Regions from separate parts of the Homo sapiens genome. Here all the other regions are linked to region 2. The links are chromatin loops, found by intact Hi-C in ENCODE. Cell type or tissue: GM12878. All regions are shown on one strand.

Region 1 (8,000 bases), 61 kb after region 2:
TTATCAAGGGTAAATCAGGGAGGAACATGGCACAGTGAGAGCCGGTGATAGGGGGATTCGACTTCCCAGAGGAAGCAATACTTGAGCTGACTAAGCGGTTACTAGGCAAAGAAAGGAGGGAAGACTGCTCCCGGCAGAGGGAAGAGCATGTAGAAAGGCCTGTGCCAGAAGAAAGCATGGGAAGGATAAAAGCCTGGGAGAAGATACAAGTGGGTGGAGTGGAGACAGCAAAAGAGCTTGTGGGGTGAGACAACTGGAAAAGGAAGAATGAGAGATCACACAGAACCTTGTAGAATATGCAGAGACTTTGTGCTTTGTCCTAAGTGTAGATGTGATGATATGAATGGTTTTAAGCAGAGGACTGACAGGATCAAATTTGGGAAGGTAGGGGGAGGACATCTTTTGACTGGACAGATTTGCATAGCACTCTGCAAAGAACACCCCCAGAAAGCATTTCACTGAACTCTGAGGAAAGGCAGACTACTTTCCCTCTGCCAACAGGGAGACCCGGATGGAAGCATTTGATTCATTCTGGCTGCAGCTGGGATTGGCCTGGCCAGTGGCCTCCAGGGAATTTTAACTGTTGGGAAACATTTCACTTGCTGGTCCAGACATAGGACATCAGCGTCTACATTTAATTAAACAGATAGCCTCCATTACAGGTAATTGGGCCTTTACATTTTCCACTGTTTCCCCCCGCCTAGGGTTACACATAATGAAAGGATTTTCCAGAAGATGACTTCATCATACAGACTTCTTTCATGCACAACAAATGCTTTTTCCAGGGCCTGCCCTCCTGCCTGGAAAGAGGGCTTCTGGCTGAGTTTTTGTTTCTACCATTGAGGCATCCATCATCCTCACTTTCTCCTGCTCCTCTAGACTTCAAAAATGCCAAATATAGAGGCCCAGAAAGCTTCTCTTCATCCCTAAAACCCCTTCTACCACCTCTGAAGCCAGCTGTGGAACCTAAATGGGGCTCCTGACTGCAGTGTGAAGCGTGACGAAGGAGCAGGGTGGGGTTCTATGGACAAGGCACTCTCCTCCTGTCTGTCCCATATGAGGCTCCACAGAGATGAGGGAGAAAGCAGAGAGTGAGCGAGCTCTGAAAACTCACAGGAGGGCTGGGAGGGGGAGAAGGACACCCAGGGTACCAGGCTGCCACCAGATCCCCACTCTGATCTCAGTATCATGAGGTTTCTCCATACCCTGAACTCCCATCCTGCAGCACCAATGAATGGAGAGACAAGCGGAAGAGCACAGAGACTGAATGCTGTGTGCCTTAGAACAGGAAGGGGCACCAACTGAGGGATCAGATGACCCGATCCTGATTGGGTTCCGCTCCTACGCACTGAGTGTGACCTAGGAGAAGTCAATCAATCATGAGGACCCTCAACTTTCCTTTCTGTAAAATAGAAATAATTGGTCTTTCCTGCTTCCTAGAGTGTTATGTTAAATGAAATCACTCTTAAACCAGTGCTTTGAAGGGCATTCTTAATGATGTTTCAGCAAAAATACAGATCAGCCTGTCAAGGAGGGGATATTCCCAAACGTGCCTGTGCAGAAGTTAAGACCTGGACCCAGGAGTCAGACCCCCACATCTACGCCACCACTCGGTAGCTGTGTCACCCTGGGCATGTTGGTGAACCCTTCTGTGCCTCCATTGTCTCATCTGTAGTTTAGGAAAAATAATAGTGCCCACTTCACTGGGTTGTTTCCAGGACTAAATTATACAATATATGTGAATATTTAGAACACTGACTGGCCCCTAATAAGCACTAACTAAATGTTCATTAATAATTGCAATTCACATGTAACAAAGAGACAGTAGGAAGCAGCCATGAAACCTTTAGACTCTCAGGGCCATGCTGTGCCTCCTTTCTCAGTGGTTCTTCTGGCTGGAAATATTGCTTCTGGAGGGTCGCTGAGATGATGCCCCATGTGACACAGGAAACAGTGTATTATTTCTCACAACTTTTTTTTTTTTTTTTTTTTTTTTTGAGACAGGATCTCGCTCTGCCACCCAGGCTGGAGTGGTGCACTGGCATAATCATAGCTCACTACAACCTAGACCTCTTGTGCTCAAATAATCCTCCCACCTCAGCCTCCCGAGTAGCTGGGACTACAGTCATGGGCTACTACTCCCAGCTAATTTCTTTTGTAGAGACAGGGTCTCATTATGTTGCCCAGGCTGGTGTTGAACTCCTGGCCTCAAGTGATCCTCCAGCCTCAGCCTCCCATCAGTGCTGGGATCACAAATGTGAGCCACCATGCCTGGCCTATTTCTCATGACTCTGTCTGGGGCATGAACCAGGAGGTAAGAGAACCAGGAGACCTGGAAGGAGCTTCCCCTCTCTGATAGCAGAGGCAGGCCTGGGATTCCCATCCATTGCTCCGCCCACTTGTGGTGGGGCCTGCCAGCTCCATCCTACACTGCAAATGATCCAGCTGGGCTGGGGCATAGTAGCCCAGAAGTTGCCCACTGTACTGAGCAGGCAGCTGTCTCACATGTTGCTGGGCCTGAGGAGCACAGGACATACAATTGGGACAATTTGGACCACAACCACACAAAATTGCTTCTAATCCAAACTACTTCCTTCTTCCAGTGCTATCCAGAAGTGAGATGGCATTTACTGAGCACACACAATTGCATTTCCAGGAGCAACAGAATCAGAGGGAGCCCCCAGCAGTGAGTGTCAAGAAACTCACAGTGGAAGACAGGGTAGGGACTCAGGAATATATCCATATGGATCCTTATAGATCCATATTGCTAACACTGCCACTTGCTTACCTGACTTGGGAGATTAGAATAACCTTTTCATTTTTTACCCCCAGGAAAAAGTTATCCCTAAATGCATTTTCACTTTATGAGCCAAGGGTGGAGCCAAGGAAGGGTACTTTGGGGTGGGCTCATGAGTTTGGAATCTGATCCTTTCTTGAGGCTTGAGCTGGCTGAAAAGGAAGGGGAGGGTTAATGCATTCAGACCCCTGCTGGAACCCAGAGGACGTGGAGTCAGCTGTCTCGTGACACTGCTATTTTAAGACACTTTGAGATTTTGAAATGAATTGAAGATGGAACCAGCAGCAGGGAAAGGCACCTCTTTATGGCCCCTTGGTATACTACTAAGAGGGCTAAGGTGCCTGGGGCTTTTAGTGCCACCTTCCAGAAATGCCCTGCAACCCCAGCACACTTGTGTGTGTGCAACACACACACACATACACACACACTCATTCCTGGGATTGCCCCATGTAAAACTCTATGGGGTGTAAAATAAAACACCCTGGACACCATAGCTGTGGGTGCTTCCAGCTGCTCCTCCATGCAAAGACCCCACCGCCACCATCCCTCCCAACCCCCATTACCCCTCCTGGGCTTTCAGGACTCCCCCCTCCACCACCACCCCAGAGAGGAGGAGTGAGACTGTGCCAGGAGCTGAAGTCCCCATCCTCACTCTCGTGCTCACTAATTGATTATGTGGCAGCTTAATTTGTTGATCATGGATATGTGGAGGTATTTTCAGAAGCAAAATGCTCTTTGTATGTGTGTGCTCCTCAAAGGAGAGCTGCTTGATTTGGGGCATTTGTGAGGGTGGCACAGGCCTGCCAGCTCCCCTGGGGACAATGGATGTGTCAGGGCAGGGATAGAGTGGTGGGAGCAGGCAGAGGATCCCTAAGTTCTGTCTGAATCTGTGTGGCAGGCCCTCATTCCACCCTGGCCCTGCCTGCCTTTCCACAGTAGCTTTTTAATATTCTCTCCCCTTCTTCTATTTCTTATTGCTCTTATTCCCATTTTTCTCTGCCTCCCTCTCCTGTTTCTTCTGTTTTTCCCTCTGTCCCTTGCCATTGGAAGTGTGGTCTCTGAACCAGAAGCATCAACAGATGCTCCAGACCTACCGAATACAACATCCCTGCTCCAGACCTATAGAATAGCCTGCATTTTGAGAAGACTGCAGATCAATTACATGCACATTGATGTATGAGAAGGGCCATTGAGTCTATTCTTCTTATTTCTTCTTTACCAGCCCATAGCTTGATCTCAGTCCTTCTCCTCACCCCTCCCACCTTCTGTCTTTTTGTTTCCTGTTCTCTTCTGCCCTCTGGCCTTTCTCTCTTTTTCTTCTTCTTCCCTGCCTCCTTCGTTTCTTCCTTTCCTTTCCTTCTTTCTTCCTCTCCTTTCTGCATTCATTTATTCATCCTTTCACTTACTTATTCTCCCTTTTCCCTCTGATTCTCCACACTTCTTTCCTTCTGTATCTATTTCCCTCTCTTTGCCCCATCTCTTCCTCTTCTTCTTGCTGAAGCTTAAGAGAAAACACAAATGTCCTTTCATCCCCTCCTGCCCCACGCCGCCCACCGTGCTTGCCCACCCAGCCCATCTTCTTCCTTTTCCTCAAACTGCCCTGAATCTAAGGTGAAGTAAGCCTCCTGCTAAAGCAGGTGGTGTGGAAGCCCCAGGCCCAGCAACCCCACCAGGCAGCCCTGGGTTGTACCTGCAGAGGATTTTTTGTGCTTATGGCGATGACGTGGTACTTGTAGTAGCACAGCTCGCAGCTCCAGCAGCCCCGCTCGCTGATCCACTTGATGAGGCAAGGCTGGTGTGTGCACTTGACCGAGCCATCACAGCGGCATGGGCTCAGCAGCTCCCCCTGCAGGGAGAGAGCACAGGGTGATGAGGCTGAGACCTACAGTGGCTGGTGGGTGAGTGATGGGCGGGAGGGTGGCAGCTGCAGCCTGGTTTGAGCCACCCAAGTAGGCCACAGGCTTTGTTTGGGGGCACCAGACTCCATGGAGGAGGCCTGGGCTCCTGCACCCCCACCATGAGAGCCAAACCATGTTGGTCAGCACAACAAACGGCTCTGAGCCCCTGCTACTGCTTGATACAGCACAGTACTATTAATTACTAAGGTTCTACGAACATGAGCGGGCTGGTTTCTGCGGAAGCCTCTGCTGTTCACAGTGGGGTGTCAGGCTGCAGAAGTGTCTCCGTAAAGGCTCAGCCAAGAGTTGCAAACTCAAATGCCCTCAAGGACAGACAGGCAACAGAGATAACAAAAGCTAGCTAGTGGAGACTGAATTGGAAGGATCAGACCCAAGCTAAAGGGAAAGCCACCATCAGCTCTAGCCAGTGTAGATGTGGGGATCTAGGAGGTTGGACAAATGCCCTCACTGAAGGCCTGGGTCCCTCCAGTCACCCTTGGGTCTGGCTGGGGGTAGCTAGGAAGCCCAGTTTGGAGGAGTTGGAATCAGAGAGGCAGAGGACTCAACTGAGCAAGATGGTGTGAGGATTTGAAACTTCCTTTGAGTGGACGGCAGCATTGGGCTCACTCTCCAGAACTTCCCATGACCATATGTCAGATGGCCATGGCTGAAACCTGTGTTTTTTGTTTGTTTGTTGTTTTTGGAACAGGATCTCACTCTGCTGCCCAGTCTGGAGTGCAGTGGCACGATTGCGGCTAACTGCAACCTTGATCTTCTGAGCTCAAGTGATCCTCTGGCCTCGGCCTCCCAAGTAGCTGAAACTACAGGCATGCACCACCATGCCCGACTAATTTTTTATTTTTTTTGTGAGATGGGGTCTCTTCATGTTGCCCAGGCTGGTCTTGAAATTACGGATTTCCATCTGCCTCTGTAATCATGCACTTGGCTGCAGACTATAGAATCAGCTCTTCCTTCTAAGATTCCTGGAATCATATTTCTTTTCCATTTCAACTCCTATCATTCAAGGATCTCATTGTGGCCTGGCTGAGGTTTGGAATGTCCTTTAACACCTGGTCTACCTGTCAGCTGTTACTGTCTTCAAGATGATTCGAATGCCGCCTCCTACTGGGAGTGGTCCCTGACTTCTCCAGGTTGAGCACAGTGCTTTGAGCTCTGAGTGCCTTATGCTGAGTGACTTGGGCTCATCCCTGTTAGCACACTTGGCACATCATTATGAGGATCTATGCATATCCCTGTCTACCCACGAGAGGAGCCCCAGAAGGCAGGGTGAGGTATTCATCTTTGCACCCCTTTCCTCCAGTGCCAAGCCCTAAATAAGTTTTCATGTTTGAATAAGTACATGAAAAAATAAATCAAGTGTCTTCTCAGGTTGCCTGCACTGCCTTGAGGAACAGGAATGAGAATGCCCACTCCGTGAGAATGGGAACCACATCCATTTTGTTAACTCTGGGAACAAACATCTTGCTCAGTGCCTGGCACTCTGTATTTGCGCAATAAATGAACTTGGCAGAAATGCTCAGGTGCTCATCCCCATGAAACCCTCCTTGGTTCCCCACTCTGCTCCTCCAATAACAACAGGCCCTCTTTGCTGTGGCTCCAGGCCCTTCCCATACCCTCTGTTATAGCATGCCCCCATTTGCTCCTCACAGGGACAATATCTTATCCATCTTTGCAGCCCTAACATCTAGTAAAGGGCCTGGTAAAGTTTGATACTCAATCCAATTTTGAGAGCTGAATGCACGCATATCTGTTTTATGAACGAGAAGTTTTGCTTCTCTAGGACATGGCCAGCCTTTGACTACAGGTAGGCAGCCACCTCCTGGAGAGGAGAAGAAGAGGCTGGAGATGCCCACGTTGCTGGGTATTTGGCACACCCATCACGGCCTAAGGGCCCTTGTACTGAGGAGCTGCTATATGACTCTGAAAAGGAAACAGGAGGGGATGAGTGGAGAGACATGCTGGGGGAGGGGTGGAATTCCTCATTATTCGTGGCAGCATTTCCTAGGCTCATTAATTCTAACAGGATGAGCTGGGTTTGATTAATCGGATTGTTAAGCAGCCACGTCAAATTGCCCATCAGGTAAGAGACATTACTTCTGGTCCCTGGCAACGGTGCTGAATGACAGTGAAGTCTCCACGCCTTGCTTCCCAAGCAGCAGCCAAGAGACAAGGCAGGAAGAGCTGCTGCCTGGGGCACAGCTGATAACAAGACCCGGGCTCTGGTTGTGGGACCATTGGGGCTCATGGGAGCCCCCTGAGCCTCAGCATGCTAATCTGGGTGGAGAAAGGAGGAGCGTGACCTGGCCTAATCCCAGTGCCTGGCTAAGGGACAAGAGGCCAGGACTATGCTGCTTCCCCTCCAGCGAACCATTCATTTTCCTTTAGGGAGAAGAAAACCCCAAAAGACAGCATAGGGACTTGCTTCTGGCATTACAAATATTAGAAAGCAAGGATGGTCCAGGTGCAGTGGCTCACGCCTGTAATGCCACACTTTGGGAGGCCGAGGCAGGTGAATCACTTGAGGTCAGGGGTTCAAGACCAGCCTGGCCAACATGGCGAAACCCCATCTCTACAAAAAATATAAAAATTAGCTGGCCATGGTGGCATGCTCCTAAAACGCCAGCTACTCGGGAGGCTGAGGCAGGAGAATTACTTGAACCAAGGAGGCAGAGGCAGAGGTTGCAGTGCCAGCCTGGGCGACAGAGTGCAACTCCATCTAAAAAAAAAAAAAAGAAGAAGAAGAAAATAAAGCAAGGACAACAAACTGTTAGAAAAGTTTAACTTTGATAAAGGAAAAAGGAAGTGATGATTGGGTATTTGCTGTGGGGGTTGGGTGGAATCCAGAGAAACGAGCTATTTTAACTCTTGCATTCAGGCAAATTTTGTAGGTTATGATTTAGTGTATTTCTATATACATTTCGGGGAAAGCCCATCATCTTTTTAGTGTTTAGGGCTTCTAAAAAGCTTTCACAGGGACTCTTTGCCAACTACTGGTCAGACCTGTATGTCTCCAAGAACAACAGAAGTGGAAATGAGCCAGATGGATTCAAGCTAAACTTAGGAAGACGCTCTTTGCAGTAAGCTCTGTTAAAAGCTACATGGACACTGAGATGAATTCTCGCCCCCTCTACCCTAGTAAAATTCTCTCAATATAAGAGATATCTCTGATTGAGGAGAAAGGTTAAATGACTCACTCAAGGTCACACGGGCGTCAGACGCTGAGCTTCACCACCCGCTGTGCTCATCCACCTTCCATCCTCTGGATCCTGCTGCCCCACCTGCAC
Region 2 (8,000 bases):
TCTACACAGCCCCTGTCTGGCTTTAAAATGTCCTGCCCTGCTTTTTATGAGTGGATACCCCCAGCCCTATGTGGATTAGCAAGTTAAGTAATGACACTCAGAGACAGTTCCATCTTTGTCCATAACTTGCTCTGTGATCCAGTGTGCATCACTCAAACAGACTATCTCTTTTCTCCTACAAAACAGACAGCTGCCTCTCAGATAATGTTGGGGGCATAGGAGGAATGGGAAGCCCGCTAAGAGAACAGAAGTCAAAAACAGTTGGGTTCTAGATGGGAGGAGGTGTGCGTGCACATGTATGTTTGTGTTTCAGGTCTTGGAATCTCAGCAGGTCAGTCACATTGCAGTGTGTCGCTTCACCTGGCTCCCTCTTTTAAAGATTTTCCTTCCCTCTTTCCAACTCCCTGGGTCCTGGATCCTCCAACAGTGTCAGGGTTAGATGCCTTTTATGGGCCACTTGCATTAGTGTCCTGATAGAGGCTTAATCACTGCTCAGAAACTGCCTTCTGCCCACTGGCAAAGGGAGGCAGGGGAAATACATGATTCTAATTAATGGTCCAGGCAGAGAGGACACTCAGAATTTCAGGACTGAAGAGTATACATGTGTGTGATGGTAAATGGGCAAAAATCATCCCTTGGCTTCTCATGCATAATGCATGGGCACACAGACTCAAACCCTCTCTCACACACATACACATATACATTGTTATTCCACACACAAGGCATAATCCCAGTGTCCAGTGCACATGCATACACGCACACATTCCCTTCCTAGGCCACTGTATTGCTTTCCTAGGGCATCTTCTTATAAGACACCAGTCGTATAAGGAGCCCACCCCACTCATCTGAGCTTATCAACCAATTACATTAGGAAAGACTGTATTTCCTAGTAAGGTCACATTCAGTAGTACTGAGGGTTGGGACTTCAACACAGCTTTTTGGGGGATCATAATTCAACCCATGACAGCCACTGAGATTATTATATCTCCAGAGAATAAATGTGTGGAGTTAAAAGGAAGATACATGTGGTACAAGGGGTGGTAAGGCAAGGGTAAAAGGGGAGGGAGGGGATTGAACTAGACACAGACACATGAGCAGGACTTTGGGGAGTGTGTTTTATATCTGTCAGATGCCTAGAACAGCACCTGAAATATGGGACTCAATCATTTTAGTCCCCTTCTTTCTATAAGTGTGTGTGTGCGGATATGTGTGCTAGATGTTCTTGCTGTGTTAGGAGGTGATAAACATTTGTCCATGTTATATAGGTGGAAAGGGTCAGACTACTAAATTGTGAAGACATCATCTGTCTGCATTTATTGAGAATGTGAATATGAAACAAGCTGCAAGTATTCTATAAATGTTCACTGTTATTAGATATTGTATGTCTTTGTGTCCTTTTATTCATGAATTCTTGCACATTATGAAGAAAGAGTCCATGTGGTCAGTGTCTTACCCGGTGTAGGGTAAATGCACCTGATAGCAATAACTTAAGCACACCTTTATAATGACCCTATATGGCAGATGCTCCTGAATGTGTGTTTCGAGCTAGAAAATCCGGGAGTGGCCAATCGGAGATTCGTTTCTTATCTATAATAGACATCTGAGCCCCTGGCCCATCCCATGAAACCCAGGCTGTAGAGAGGATTGAGGCCTTAAGTTTTGGGTTAAATGACAGTTGCCAGGTGTCGCTCATTAGGGAAAGGGGTTAAGTGAAAATGCTGTATAAACTGCATGATGTTTGCAGGCAGTTGTGGTTTTCCTGCCCAGCCTGCCACCACCGGGCCATGCGGATATGTTGTCCAGCCCAACACCACAGGACCATTTCTGTATGTAAGACAATTCTATCCAGCCCGCCACCTCTGGACTCCCTCCCCTGTATGTAAGCCCTCAATAAAACCCCACGTCTCTTTTGCTGGCTCTGGGTCTCTTTGGCGTCTTGAACCTTATGCCTTCCCTATTGAAGTTAATAGGGGTTCAGCACAACACTGGGTCCCAGGCATGCAGCCTTGTCTTTTTATGTTTGTCCTCATGGGCATCATGTGGGCCACAGGGATCTTACCCAAAATCATGCCTAGCAGGAAGAGATGCCTCTCTATTGATATTCCAGCTGCCCCACAAGCAGGTATGTGCCTACTCATTCTCTGACATGTGTCCTAGGTTTCTTGACTGTAAAATTCCGCTTAATAAATAATGTATTGAGCACCTGCTATATCCAGAGCTCTGCTGGGCACTCTGGAAGATTAGAGTTTGAAGAACACACATTCGTTGTCCTCCAGAAGTTCATGGTCCAGTAGGGAGAGAAGGTCACAAACAGCCAGAATCTACAAGATGAGAGGGGCTATAAAAGAGAGCTGAGAAGAGTTTCAGAGCCACTGAGAAGATACTCATTTTAGTCTTGGTAACGGGAAGCTTTCTGGAGTTGGTGGCATTTAAGATGAACCACAAATGGAGCAGGAATTTAATGAAGAGGAAAGGACCAGGACGTTCAAATAGAGGACACAGCAGAGTTCAGACCAGATGCAGGAAAGGGTAAGTGGTTTGGTTTGCTGTGAGGTCAGGTGCATGATGGAAAATGGTGAGCAGTTAGATGACAAAGATAGGTTAGGGCAGTTATGGTGGGAGAAACCCTGTTTTTGAAGAAAGATACAGTCAGATGGGCACTTCAGCAGCATTATTCTGACAGCAATGTGCAAATAGGATGGAGAGGCACTGAAGAGGCAGGATGCAAGGAGAACAATTCAGACGCAGTTGACATCGCTTGGGAGAGAATGAGGTACTATCCAGGACAGCCCCAAGAGAGTGGAGAGCCCTGTCCTGAGATTCTTGGGAAAAGGTGCCCCAGTATCAACAGCATGTGCCCATAAGCTCCCTCAGCCCACTTGTCAGGCTGGGTCAGCTTGTCCCCCACCCCACCCCAGCTCTCTCCTCTCCTCTCAGAGCAAGCCACCTGCCCTACTCACTGCTCCACCATGATACACCTGTCCTGCCTCAGCCACGTCCCCCTCTGACCATTTCCCCCTTTTCAGGAAAGTGCTTGCAGTTTGCTACCTCCCATTCTTTGCAGCCTCCTTCCGCAAAGCTCTCACCTTGTGTCATCTTTGCCTGTGTGCCCTATGGAGAAGGAAAACAAAGTAAGCGCTGTCTTCCCAGGGCTGCAGGCGTGCTGGCCCCCACCTTCATGCACTCAAGGAGCACTGACTGAGCATCCTGCAACTCTGTCCTGTCCCCAGAAGCCATGCTTTGTGAGAAGTGGGGTAAGCATCACAGAAGCTGGCCACTGGCAGGCGCATGCAGGGCTTCAGACCTGCTCCTGATGTAATCTTTGCTGCACATTCACCTCACCTGAGGACCTGTGGAAACTAGCACCCAGGTCACAGGCCCTGCTAATTAAATCAGAATGTAGGAGCCAGGCAACAATAAATAGCGCTGAAATATCCCCAGCTGATTCCAGTGTACAGCCAAGTTTAGGAACCGTGTCCTGGTGTTTCCCTCCTACTCTTGCTAATATGTAGCTCTACATATCTGTGTGGAGTGAGACTGGCAGAAAGGCTGTCTGGATGCTCCTTCCTGTATAGCTTGGAGGCAAATGGACTCTATACAGCTCAGGGCTCGAGGGGACAAGTCAGAAGGTCTTCCTTTAGTCTCCCTTGAACTTGACCTCTTTAGCCATCTCTTGGTGTGAGTCAGTGTCCTACAGGGATGGCCCCAATGTCCTGCCTGGCCTCTCCTCTCTTAGCTATACTTGTGCCATACTCCTGCAGCCAGACTCCTCCTCTTTTGCCTCTGAGTCATTTCCTCTTTCCTTCATGGTACCAAAAAGCACAATCACCTATCAGAAGCACAAAAGCCTAACTAGAATATGCACATGAGTTAATTCAAGGTCCTACTTAATCCAAGACTTCTCCATCTTTATTCCTATGATTATGAGTCTCATGTGACAAGCCCAGCCAGATGAGGAATGCTGCACCTCACTTTCTTCCTGGTGATAACATGGTGAAATCATGCTAACTTCAATAAGGGGTAATATTGGGGATACAGAAAAAGAGGACTGGCTAACATGATAGTACAAAAGGTCATTTCTAGGAGGTCCCAAAGACTGCAAAGCTCCCTTCACTCATTGTTCTAAAAATGCACCTATCTCATTCCCATAGCTCAAGGCTGTGATCCTTGTTAAAATGGAGATGCTCCTTGGCCACGTTTGGGGGCTAATGCCTGTAATCCCAGCACTTTGGGAGGCCAAGGCAGGCAGATTGCTTGAGCCCAGAAGTTTGAGACCAGCCTTGGCAACACAGCAAAACCCATCTCTACAAAAAATAGAAAAATTAACCAGGCATGTGGGGTGTGCACCTGTAGTCCCAGCTACTCAGGAGGCTGAGGTGGGAGCATCATCACTTGAGCCCTGGAGGTCAAGGCTGCTATGAGCTGAGATTGCACCACTGCACTCCAGCCTGGTCAACAGGGGGAGATGCTGTCTTAGAAAAGGAGAAGATGCGATGCTCCTAATAAGAGTAATAGTTTAACTGTAATCAGCTATTTATATCTTGGGGTGAATGATGGATCCGGATTAAGTTTTGTTTCAAGAGTAGTAGAAGAGCATGGGGACTGAGACAGTCAGAAGAGGTGATATAGAAACAGACACAGAATTTGTTTGACCAAAGGCAAACCTGACAGCTTTTCTGGGTTGTGAGGGCACAGTAAAGTACCTAATCATTTCCTGTGACTTCATTCCAGTGAGACATCCACGTTGGAACTCACTGTGATGTGCCAGGAGCTGTGGGCTGCACAAAAAAGAAGTGTGGTGCCTCTCCTGTGTGTTTCCAGAGGTGGCAGGGTTTATTCCCAGAGTCTGAGTCCTTCTTTCCCCTCTGTGTTCTCACTACAGAGATAAGCAAACCATGATCATAGCCAGTTGGGGACCAAAACCACAACCTTATTTATGGCCAGGAAATCCCCTAGCTTTTCCCCAAATGCAGGGCTTCTGGTTCTATGGGCTGAAGATCTCTGCTTGGGCCTGAGGCCTTACCTAGCAGCTTTGCAGCTCATTAGCAGAACACAGAGAGTGATGGGAACATCGCTATATTAAGACTGTGATGGTTAATTATATATCCATAATTATTGACTGGGTTAAGTGATGTCCGGATAGCTATAAAACCTTCTCAGAGTAACTGTGAGGGTGTGTCTGGAAGAGATGAGCATTTGTATCAGTAGTAATGAAGATTTACCCTCACCCATGTGGGTGGCCATCATCCAATCTGTTGAGAGCCTGGACAGAACAAAAGGCAGAGGAAGGGTGAATTTGTTCTCCCTCTTGGAGCTGAGGCATCCATCTTCTGCCCTCAGACATTGGCACTCCTGGTTCTCAGGCTTTCAGATAATTACACCACTGGCTTTCCTGGTTCTCCAACTTGCAGATAGCATATCATGGGTCTTCTCAGCCTCCATAATCATGTGAGCCAGTTCCTATTTTATATATATATATATCCTATTTCTGGGGAAACCTGACAAATACAAGGATGTAAAATGATGAGTTTGCTGTGCTTGAGCACAAGAGTCAAGAAAACAGAGTGAAACCCTCTTTTGAATCCCAATACTCCCCACTCCTGGGAGGAGTAGAAAGCCCTAAGAGGATGATCCTCCTGCTCCACTTAGAGGATTTGAGGATCCGATTCCCACCAATCTGTCTCTGCTTCATTAGGGTGGGCTTGCCTGGGGAAGAGACTGCAAGAAATATAAAGGAGAGTAAGGAGGCCAGGTATGGTGGTGATTTGGGCTCTTCTTCGGTTCCATATTAATTTTAGAAATGGTTTTTCTATTTCTGTGAAAAATGGCATCCCTATAATCCCAGCACTTTGGGAAGCCAAGGTAGGCGGATTGCTTGAGCCCAGGAGTTGGAGACCAGCCTGGACAACATGGCGAAATCCTGTCTCTACGATAATAATAATAATACGAAAATGAGCTGCACAATGGTGGTGCACAGTTGTAGTCCCAACTACCCAGGAGGCTGAGATGGGAGGATTGATTGAGCCCAGGAGGTCGAGACTGCAGTGAGCTGTGACCGTTCCACTGCACTCCAGCCTGGGCAACAGAGTGAGGCTCTGTCTTAAAAACAAACAAGCAAACAAAAAAAGGAGAGTAAGGCAATGAGACTGAGACTGACTCACATAGACCTTGCTCTCTGGCATTGGTCATTCTAGAATCCAACAGAAATAATGGCCTGGATGATGCTCCAATTAATTGCTTTCTGACCCTGAGATGGCACCCCCATCGCCAGTCAAAGTTTTAATTAATCATGCCAGCAGATGGGCTGTCATGGGCCCCAGCAGCCTGATAATGAACTCATTTATTATCAGCTCTGTCAGTGGGAGGTTGTCCAGGCTTCTGGGAAAAGAAGAGACTCCTGATGCCAGAGCCCAGGATATGTGCAGTTTGGGAAAATCTCTGGAAATACCTTGACTTTATACCTTTCATTGGTCCTTAAGAAAGGAGGGAAGGTGTGGAAAAAGATTGTGGCTCAGGCTGGAAGAAGAGGTCTTGATATCACAGTTTCTTAGATGGTGCTAGAGATAGCCTGGCTCTCTGGTACCCCTGGCACCCACCTGACTCATGAAGTTAGGGTAACACATGGCATGTATTCTTTTTTTTTTTTTTGAGATGGAGTCTCGCTCTGTCCCCCAGGCTGGAGTGTAATGGCACAGTCTCGGCTCACAGCAACATCCGCCTCCTGGGTTCAAGCAATTCTCTGCCCTAGCCTCCTGAGTAGCTGGGATTACAGGTGCTCGCCACCACACCCGGCTAGTTTTTTTGTATTTTTAGTAGAGATGGGGTTTCACCGCCTTGGCCAGGATGGTCTCGAACTCCTGACCTCGTGATCCACCCACCTAGGCCTCCCAAAGTGCTAGGATTACAAGTGTGAGCCACCGCGCCCAGCCCATGCCATGTGTTCTTTTTTTTTTTTTTTTTTTTTTTTTTTTATTTTTTATTTTTATTGATCATTCTTGGGTGTTTCTCGCAGAGGGGGATTTGGCAGGGTCATAGGACAATAGTGGAGGGAAGGTCAGCAGATAAACAAGTGAACAAAGGTCTCCGGTTTTCCTAGGCAGAGGACCCTGCGGCCTTCCACAGTGTTTGTGTCCCTGGGTACTTAAAGATTAGGGAGTGGTGATGACTCTTAACGAGCATGCTGCCTTCAAGCATCTGTTTAACAAAGCACATCTTGCACCGCCCTTAATCCATTTAACCCTGAGTGGACACAGCACATGTTTCAGAGAGCACAGGGTTGGGGATAAGGTCACAGATCAACAGGATCCCAAGGCAGAAGAATTTTTCCTAGTACAGAACAAAATGAAAAGTCTCCCATGTCTACTTCCATCCACACAGACCCGGTAACCATCCGATTTCTCAATTCTTTCCCCACCCTTCCCGCCTTTCTATTCCACAAAACCGCCATTGTCATCATGGCCCATCACCAATGAGCCGCTGGGCACACCTCCCAGACGGGGTCGTGGCCGGGCAGAGGGGCTCCTCACTTCCCAGTAGGGGCGGCCGGGCAGAGGCGCCCCTCACCTCCTGGATAGGGCGGCTGGCCGGGCGGGGGGCTGTCCCCCCCACCTCCCTCCCGGACGGGGCGGCTGGCCGGGCAGAGGGGTCCTCACTTCCCAGTAGGGGCGGCCGGGCAGAGGCGCCCCTCACCTCCCGGACGGGGCGGCCGGCCGGAAGGGGGGCTGACCCCCCCACCTCCCTCCCGGACGGGGCGGCTGGCCGGGCAGAGGGGTCCTCACTTCCCAGTAGGGGCGGCCGGGCAGAGGCGCCCCTCACCTCCCGGACGGGGCGGCTGGCCAGGAAGGGGGCTGATCCCCCCACCTCCCTCCCGGACGGGGCGGCTGGCCGGGCGGGGGGCTGACCCCCCCCACCTCCCTCCCGGACGGGGCGGCTGGCCGGGCAGAGGGGTCCTCACTTCCCAGTAGGGGCGGCCGGGCAGAGGCGCCCCTCACCTCCCGGAC
Region 3 (8,000 bases), 180 kb after region 2:
GCTTCCATCAGATTGGATCATCCTTGCCATAACCACCATCTTCCTATTATTGCTGGATTCCAAATTTCTACTTAGCCAGTTCAGACACCACTTCATCCGCTTAACCTTCCTGATTCTGTATTCCCTGTGTCTCCATCATCAGAGCTCCTCACTAAACCCCCAAGGCCATTTATCTGTGATTGATTGATTGATTTCTTTTTAGAGACGGAGTCTCACTATGTTTCCCAGGCTAGAGCACAGTGTCTATTCACAGGCATAATCATAGCCCACTAAGGCCTTGAATTCCTGGGCTCAAGCAACCCTCTTGACTCAGCCTCCTAAGCAGCTGGGACTACAGGCACACACCACTGCACTGATCTTATCCACAATTCTTTTTTTATTATATTTTCCACACAGGTATTCTCTCTTCTCCTAGTCTTTAAGTTCCTTGAGACAAACTTTCTTTTTAGTGTTTGTATTTCATCTGTTGGCAACAGTATCTTGCACACAAATCATAAAGACCAAGTTGAAGAGGCTTCTTACTTTGTTTCATCAGTCTGCTAATATGTTATCAATATCACACTAGTTTTATTATTGTAGCTTTGTAGTATATTTTAAACATTAATAGAATAATAACTTACATTTATTGATTACTTAATGTATTCCAGGCAATGAGCTAAGTGCTTTACATGATCTCAGGTAATCCTAACAGGAAGTCTATGGGATAGGTACAATTATTTCCATATTACAGATGGAAAAAACAAAATTTAAAGAGATGAATTTACTCCAAGACAAATGCAAAAAGTGCAGAACAGTGTATATAGCACACTGCCATCTGTATGAAAGGGAAGATAAATAAATGTTTTTACTTAAATGTGCATAGAATATATCCAGAAAAATATGCAAGAAATTGATTATGTAATTGAAATATAATAATTATATCCATGATTATTATAAGTCAATTAAAAATAAACAATTTTTTAAAAAAAGAAATGGATGACATTGGCTGCCTGCTGGGAAGGGAATGGGATGCGGGAGTTAAGAATGGAAGAAGAGCAGAATCAAGTTTTGGGTGTGCTGAAGCTCATACAATTTGGGGGGAGCACTTTTACCAAAAAAATACAAAATTAGATACAGAGCCTTAGAAGGGATATATGCCAATGAGGATCTCTGATGCCATAGGTTACTTTTTAAATCTGCCCTCAGCAGAAAGGAGACATTCCACTATATATACTTTTGTATATATTAAATATATGGAGCTTTAATCATGTAAATGCATTGTCTATTCAAAAAGATACAGTTTTTAAAAAATTTATATTTTTTGTTTTGCCAGGCACAGTGGCTCATGCCTATAATCCCAGCACTTTAGGAGGCTGAGGCCGGCAGATAACTTGAAGTCAGCAGTTCAAGACCAGCTTGGCCAACATGGTGAAAGCTTGTCTCTACTAAAAACACAAAAAATAGCTGGGCATGGTGGCACATGCCTTAAGCCCAGCTACTCAGGAAGCTGAGGCAGGAGAATCGCTTGAACCCGGGGGGCAGAGGTTGCAGTGAGCCAAGATCATGCCATTGCACTCCAGCCTGGGTGACACAGTAAGACTCTGTCTCAAAAATAATAATAATAATATTTTTAAAAGCCAGTTCTCCAACTGACTGCATAAAGCAGGACTTTTACATTTTTCAAAAAGTAAATAACTAAGTTTTCATTTTTTCCAGAAGCAGAGGTGTCTGTGCCTATAGCAAGCTGGAGGGGGTGCGGAGGAGGAATTCCAGAGTTGCCTGTTTTACGGAGGCAGGGTAGAGGGACGTGGGGATTTACCTTCGTAATTCAGAGTAGAGATTTGTGTCAAATGTAAAAGGCATATACTGTCGTAACATGGAAAAATGAAAAAAATTAAAAATAAAAGGCATATACTGCACATGTATACATGTAGGGATAAGAAAAAGAGACCCTGCTTTTTCAGAAACGTACAAGAGAAAATTAAGGTAAAAACTCAAATAATATTGCACTGATTGTTAAAAGGGAGCTAATTTCCTGGAAACCAGTGCTGAGGACCAAGGATGTGAGCAGACGGGATGCTAATGCTCTTTCCCAAATGGCTCTGATGGCCCGTGGTTTTCTATTATTGCATCTAGGAGTAGCAGGTCCCTTACTGTAAAGTATCTAGAAATCAGTCAGGCTCTTAACCACTCAATTAGGGTAATTTATCCTTGCGATGAATGGGACCGTTCCTTCTCCCTGATTTAGTCTGGGCTGTGCCTCCATCGAATGCAGATATAAATAGGTCTGTTTGGGGCAGAAAGCCAGCCTTGTATCCTCCCCACCCTGAGGTCTGAACCCGCAGCTTGTAGCCTGGCTCTGTGCAAGGGGCTGATTGTAAGTCCTCCAAGTCAACAGGAACACAAAATAGCTAGCAGCCCCTCCATTTATCTTTCCCCCATGGACAGAACAAATTTGCAGAGAATTTGGACAGAATTTGCAGATAATTTGGAGCAAACATTAAAAAGAATAATCTGACAATAAGAAATGTGAAATGCTGGAGAAAGGGAAGGAAGGAATTGCCTTTTGCCCAGATCCACAGGAATCCCACACTTTGGATGGTTATTTTGGTGCCATCTTAGTTACAGTAGAGACAGGATGCAGGCCTCAAAGCCTTCCTTTCCCCTACTCAGGAAATTCCTTAAGAACTGATTGGCCTTTTGTTTGTGTGTGTGCTATTTTATTTCAGTCAGGGGTAGACCCCTCTTTCTTTTTCTATTGAAGACCACTCAGCTAGAAAAGAGGAAGGCAATTGGTGGCCATATAAGAAAACATCAAATCAGCGTGAGGAAAGGCTAGAGGAGGGAAATATGAAATGTTTCACTTGTACCCTTTGAGAACTGAAAACCAGGAGCAATTTAACACATACGGCAAACTGGGCGAAATAAGCTTTAGCTCCATGCTATGGGCAGCTGGATGTGGGGTTAGAGGAGCACAGAAAAAAAAAAAAAGAGAGAGAGAGAGAGAAAGAGAAAGATAAAAAGTAAATAGATATAATTTACTATAATAAAATGAAAAAGAATGACACAAAGAGACAAAGCATACACATGTAGAATTAAGGAGTAGGCCAGGTGCGGTGGCTCATGCCTATAATCCTAGCACTTTCAGCGGCCGAGGCGGGTGGATCACCTGAGGTCAGGAGTTTGAGACCAGCCTGGCCAACATGGTGGAACCCTGTCTCTACTAAAAATACAAAAATTAGCCGGGCGTGGTGGCGAGTGCCTGTAATCCCAGCTACTTGGGAGGCTGAGGCAGGAGAATCGTTTGAACCCAGGAGGCAGAGGTTGCAGTGAGCCGAGATTGTACCACTGGACTCCAGCCTGGGCGACAGAGAGAGACTCCCTCTCAAAAAAATAAATAAATAAAAAAAATTAAGGAGTACAGAGGGGCAGGTGAGACAGAGGGACAGAGGGACACAGGCAGCCTATCTATTCGCCCCCTTGTGGTCCTCAGGGACATTGCAGACAGCCAATTCTAATCCAACCTTAACATTTAACATCTGTAGACAAAAATGCACTTTGAACACTTAGGCAATTTCCAGTGTGGTGGATACAATTATATATATTAAGAGTAGACTACTGATCAAAGGCTTATGGTGCTCCACTTGCTGGAGCTACAGAGTGGCCTGCTGGATGAGTAGAAGAAACTAGGATGCCTGAGATCAAGTTTGGGCTCCAGCGTTCTCTATATCCTTGCACAAGCTACTTGGCTTCCCTTTGCCTTCATTCTCCCTTAATAATCATGAAAGAACATAATTTTTCCAATCTATGTCTCTGTAAAGAAGCTACCTCATATGCAGGAAGAAATGGTCCATAAGAAAGCTCAGCCCAATGTGATGGCTCACACCTGAAATCTCAGCAATTTGAGAGGCCAAGGCAGGAGGATCACTTGAGCTCAGGAGTTCAAGACCAGCCTGGGCAACATAGTGAGACCCCATCTCTACAAAAAATAATTTTAAAAGTTAGTCGGGCTTGGTGGCGTGTGCCTGTAATTTCAGATACTCAACAGGCTGACGTGAGAGGATCCCTTGAGCTGAGAAGTTCAAGGTTGCAGTGAGCTACGATCATGTCACTGCATTCCAGCCTGGGGTGATAGAGCAAGACCGTGTCTCAAAAAAATAAAAAAGAAAAAGAAAGTTTAGTGTATGACCTTGAATTTCTTTTTCTTTTCTTTTCTTTCTTTTTTTTGGGGGGGTTGGGGGGAATCTCACTCTGTCACCCAGGCTGGAGTGCAGTGGCACGATCTCGGCTCACTGCAACCTCTACTTCCCAAGTTCAAGCGATCTTCCTGCCTCCGCCTCCTGAGTAGCTGGGATTACAGGCATGCGCCACCACACCCAGTTAATTTTATTTGTATTTTTAGTAGAGATAGGGTTTCACCATGTTGGCCAGGCTGGTCTCAAACTCCTGACCTCAAGTGATCTGCCCGCCTCACCTCCTAAAGTGCTGGGATTACAGGCGTGAGCCACCACGTCTAGCCGAACTTGAATTTCTAAGCCAACTTCATGTCTATTGTGGCCAACAGGGGGTGAGCAGTAGAGCCCTGCACGTGCATGTGCATCACTTTATGTGCCACATCACTTTATGTGCATGTGCTAGACTCAGACATTCAGGCTTTGTGAGATAGAGAGATGGTGCTGGAGCTACCTCCAAATAGCTTTCTGACCTGTCCATCCAGTTCCATCACCATCATCTCTTCCCTAGACTCCTGCAACGGCTTCCTAAGAGGTCCTCCTATCCCCACTCTGCCCTTCTGTGGGGCTTTCTGCACACAACAGCAAGTAGCTTCCTGAGACACACAAGTTACTCCACTCTGGTTTGCATCTCATTAGGGGCCTCCTGCTGCTCTCAGAACAAATTCCCAATGTCTTTGCGTGGTACTGAAGAACCTGGACGTTATCTGTCCTATTTCTCTCCCCAGCCCCATCTTGTGTCCTTTTCATCCTCTCGCACCTCCTCCAGCCAAGCCGGCCTCACTTCCACTTCTCAAACATGCCCAGCTCAGCTCTTCCTTGCCTGGGCTCGATGTTGCTTGCCCCTACAGCTCATTCAGAACCCGCTTCCCTCTGAGCTCCGCATGGCTGCCTCCTCTCCTCCTTCAGGTCTCCCCTGGGGACACCTTTCCTGACCACTCTGAAATAGTTCCCTCTTAAGTGTCCTCTTGGGCTCTCTGTTTAGGTCCCTCACAGCACTTATCATTTAGCTGATTTGTTTCTTTTTGTTTCTTTTGTGTGGGGGGGATCTGCCTCCCTAACTAAACTGTAAGCTTTATTTAAAAAGGGTGACATCAGTAATGCAGCCCTGGTGCTTCTGCACACCGTGCAGCCCATAGTAGGTCCTTGAATTTTTGTTAAGTGAATATAAGAATCAATGGATGAAGGCCGGGCGTGGTGGCTCACACGTGTAATCCCTTTGGGGGATCACTTTGGGAGGCTGAGCGGGTAGATTGCTTAAGGCCAGGAGTTCGAGACAAGCCTGGGCAATATGGCAAAAGCCTGTCTCTACTAAAAATACAAAAAGTAGCCGGGCATACTGGTGCACAACTGTAGTCCTAGCTACTTGGGAGGCTGAGGTGGGAGGATCATATGAGCCAGGGAGGTAGAGTTTGCAGTGAGACAAGGTTGCACCACTGCACTCCAAACTGAGTGACAGACTCAGACCCTGTCTAAAAAGAAAAGAAAAGAAAAGAAAAAGAATGAATGGTTGAAAAAAGAATGAATGGATGAATATGAACAAAGTGGAATTTGCAATATTGAAGAAACAGAAAAAAGTAAAATTTCCTAAGTCTAAAAACACTGGAGCAGGGTGTCTAGGTGGGTGCTTTTAGCAAAGGACAGACAAAGCCATCCCAGCAGAAAATGTGCCAGGTTTGAGAGAGAGGCTTGTGAACTAATCACAGCCACCAAGACCAGTTAGAGAAATTAAGACACTAGGAGAACCCTCATACCAAGCCATGGAATGCGTGGTGTAAAGAAATTACACGAAGATTCTGTCTTCATAAGACATTTAGAGTCGAGGGAGAAGGAGGGCTAGAGGAAGGCAGACAAGAGGAGGAAGAAAAACGGAACTGTCAGACTCCAAGCAATTAAGTCCATCAGAACGGAACAACCGTTAAGGAAGGTGAATTTCTTGGCTTATAAACCTTTACATTACTCCTCTGTGCTTTGGATATGCAAATGTCTTTGCCAACTGGCAGCATCTGAGAGGGAATAGCTTCCTTTTCCACCCAAAGCATTGCATCTGCTCCTGAATCTCATCACAGCACTCTAGGTGTAATTAACCTGAGCGATGACATGCCCTAGGGGTGGCTGTCAAAAAAGCTCTCCCCAAAGGGCTGTCAAGTGCTCTCTAGGGAATCCTTGCTGAGGGAAGAGGGAAGCCCTGTACTTACATCACTATCAGGTAAGCTCCACAGAGAGGGACTTGAAACTACTTTAGGTGCCCAGACATACACTGTCAGGCAAGGGCAAGCATGCAATCACTATCTGTATATTTAATTAGCATCTAGAAAGAGCCCTACTAGGGGACTGAGGTGCCTCATTCCAGCCTGGCCTGTGCCAGGTCTATGACATCAGGCATAGCTAACTTCTCTATGCTTCCATTTCTTTAGTTCTAAAGAGAGATTAATGCTCTCTAAGGTCCTTTCTAAATCTCACTTTATGGGTTAAGGAAAGAAAATGAGACAGATTCTCTTGAAATGTATTCGTAGCGCTGCTATTAAACTTTGAGGACCCTAGAGTACACAAGGTGGATAATTAAGAGTTATAGACTGGAAAGAATATGTCTTAGATGCAACTCTTGTCCTCAAGGGACCATAAATCCAAGATAACCTAGAGATGATGTTGTGGAATCCTAAGGGACTTTGGTTGAACCTGAGAATGACAAATTCACATAATTTGGATCCTTTTGTAAATGTTGCCTTTTGCACCTGTATTTTACAGTAAATTTTCAGCTTATTGAGAGTTCAGCATATTTCAGGGGAGGATGAAAAGAAGGAAGGAAAATGGAGGGAGGGATGATAAAACTCCTTTGACTTGAGAGTTAGAAGTCAGGGTTCTTGGCCAGGCACAGTGGCTCACTCCTGTAATCCTAGCAGTTTGGGAGGCTGAGGCAGGTGGATAACTTGAGCCCAGGAGTTCAAGACCAGCCTGTCCAACATGGTGACACCCCATCTCTACTAAAAATACAAAATTTAGCTGGGCATGGTGGTTTGCATCTAGAATCCCAGCTACTCAGGAGGCTGAGGCAGGAGAATTGCTTGAATCCAGGAGGCAGAGGTTGCAGTGAACCAAGATCGCGCCACTGCACTCCAGCCTGGGTGACAGAGCGAGACTCCGTCTCAAAAAAAAAAAAAAAAAAAAAAGAAGTCAGGGTTCTTTGGATGCAAGCAACAAAGACTGACTTTGGTTAATTAGAGTCTCCCCACTCCAAAAATAAAAATAAAGAGTTCACTGGAAGGCTAAGGGCAGTTCACAGAATAGCAAAATCAAAATCAAGGCTCAGGAATAACAGGGTCAGGGTGACTCTCGAAGCTGGGTGACAGGAACTAAGGAACAGGCTCCATTCAAAGCCACTGCTGGGCTATATCGGTTCAGTTGTCTTTTTCTCATTGTATCATATCCTTGCAGATTAAGTTCCCAGAAGGAGGGGGTCTGGTGTTTTCCCTCGTATCTTGCATCCACTGACTTCCCCGAGGATGAGGCCCCCTGATTAACACTCTTCCAAGTCTGCATGAATTGGGGAGGGATGATTACTCCAGAGAGATGGGAAATCAATTTCTTCCACCTGAGGAAGTAGCTTTGGCAAAATCGAAGTATTCTTCTGGGGAAGCAGCAAGACTGCCACTTGGCCGGGGCACCCCGCTGGGGGCTGGCAATGCTCTGCTTGCAGTGGGTCCTGGAGCCAGGCTCCTTTCCTGGGAGAAAGGGGTGTGTTTTTACAACACACAAAGGTGCTGCTATGGACTGAACTGTGTCCTCCCG

The links. Hi-C counts contacts between places; a loop is a spot of excess contacts. Peaks named below come from ENCODE experiments on the same cell type or tissue, not always from the same donor. Only the 100,000 strongest peaks of a DNase experiment are listed, where the experiment ranks them.
Region 1: a loop joins it to region 2, with 5 times the contacts of the local background. A loop is called at or near these places in 2 of 110 quality-filtered maps.
Region 3: it touches region 2 in a loop (6-fold over the local background); 35 of 110 quality-filtered maps call a loop at or near these places.

What each region holds. Positions count from the first base shown.
Region 1 is chr2:216,279,087-216,287,086 of GRCh38, forward strand. MARCHF4 (membrane associated ring-CH-type finger 4) reads right to left here. Exons shown (of 4, transcript NM_020814.3): 2 at 4,488-4,643. Among named protein-coding and RNA genes, the nearest start is that of MARCHF4-AS1, 20 kb to the right of the region's middle. RefSeq lists enhancers at 4,141-4,661, 4,662-5,181 and a silencer at 4,530-4,579. In GM12878, a CTCF peak has its summit at 4,643 (motif pointing left); a DNase peak (open chromatin) is centred at 4,605.
Region 2 is chr2:216,218,276-216,226,275 of GRCh38, forward strand. LINC01963 (long intergenic non-protein coding RNA 1963) reads left to right here. Exons shown (of 1, transcript NR_037701.1): 1 at 1-1,917. Among named protein-coding and RNA genes, the nearest start is that of LINC01963, 5.4 kb to the left of the region's middle. RefSeq lists an enhancer at 4,837-5,046. In GM12878, a CTCF peak has its summit at 4,443; DNase peaks (open chromatin) are centred at 4,696 and 4,746; H3K27ac peaks cover 2,239 bases.
Region 3 is chr2:216,400,734-216,408,733 of GRCh38, forward strand. All of the region lies in intron 1 of SMARCAL1-AS1 (SMARCAL1 antisense RNA 1), which reads right to left. Among named protein-coding and RNA genes, the nearest start is that of SMARCAL1, 7.8 kb to the right of the region's middle. In GM12878, a CTCF peak has its summit at 3,471 (motif pointing left); no DNase peak of the experiment used is centred here; H3K27me3 peaks cover 211 bases.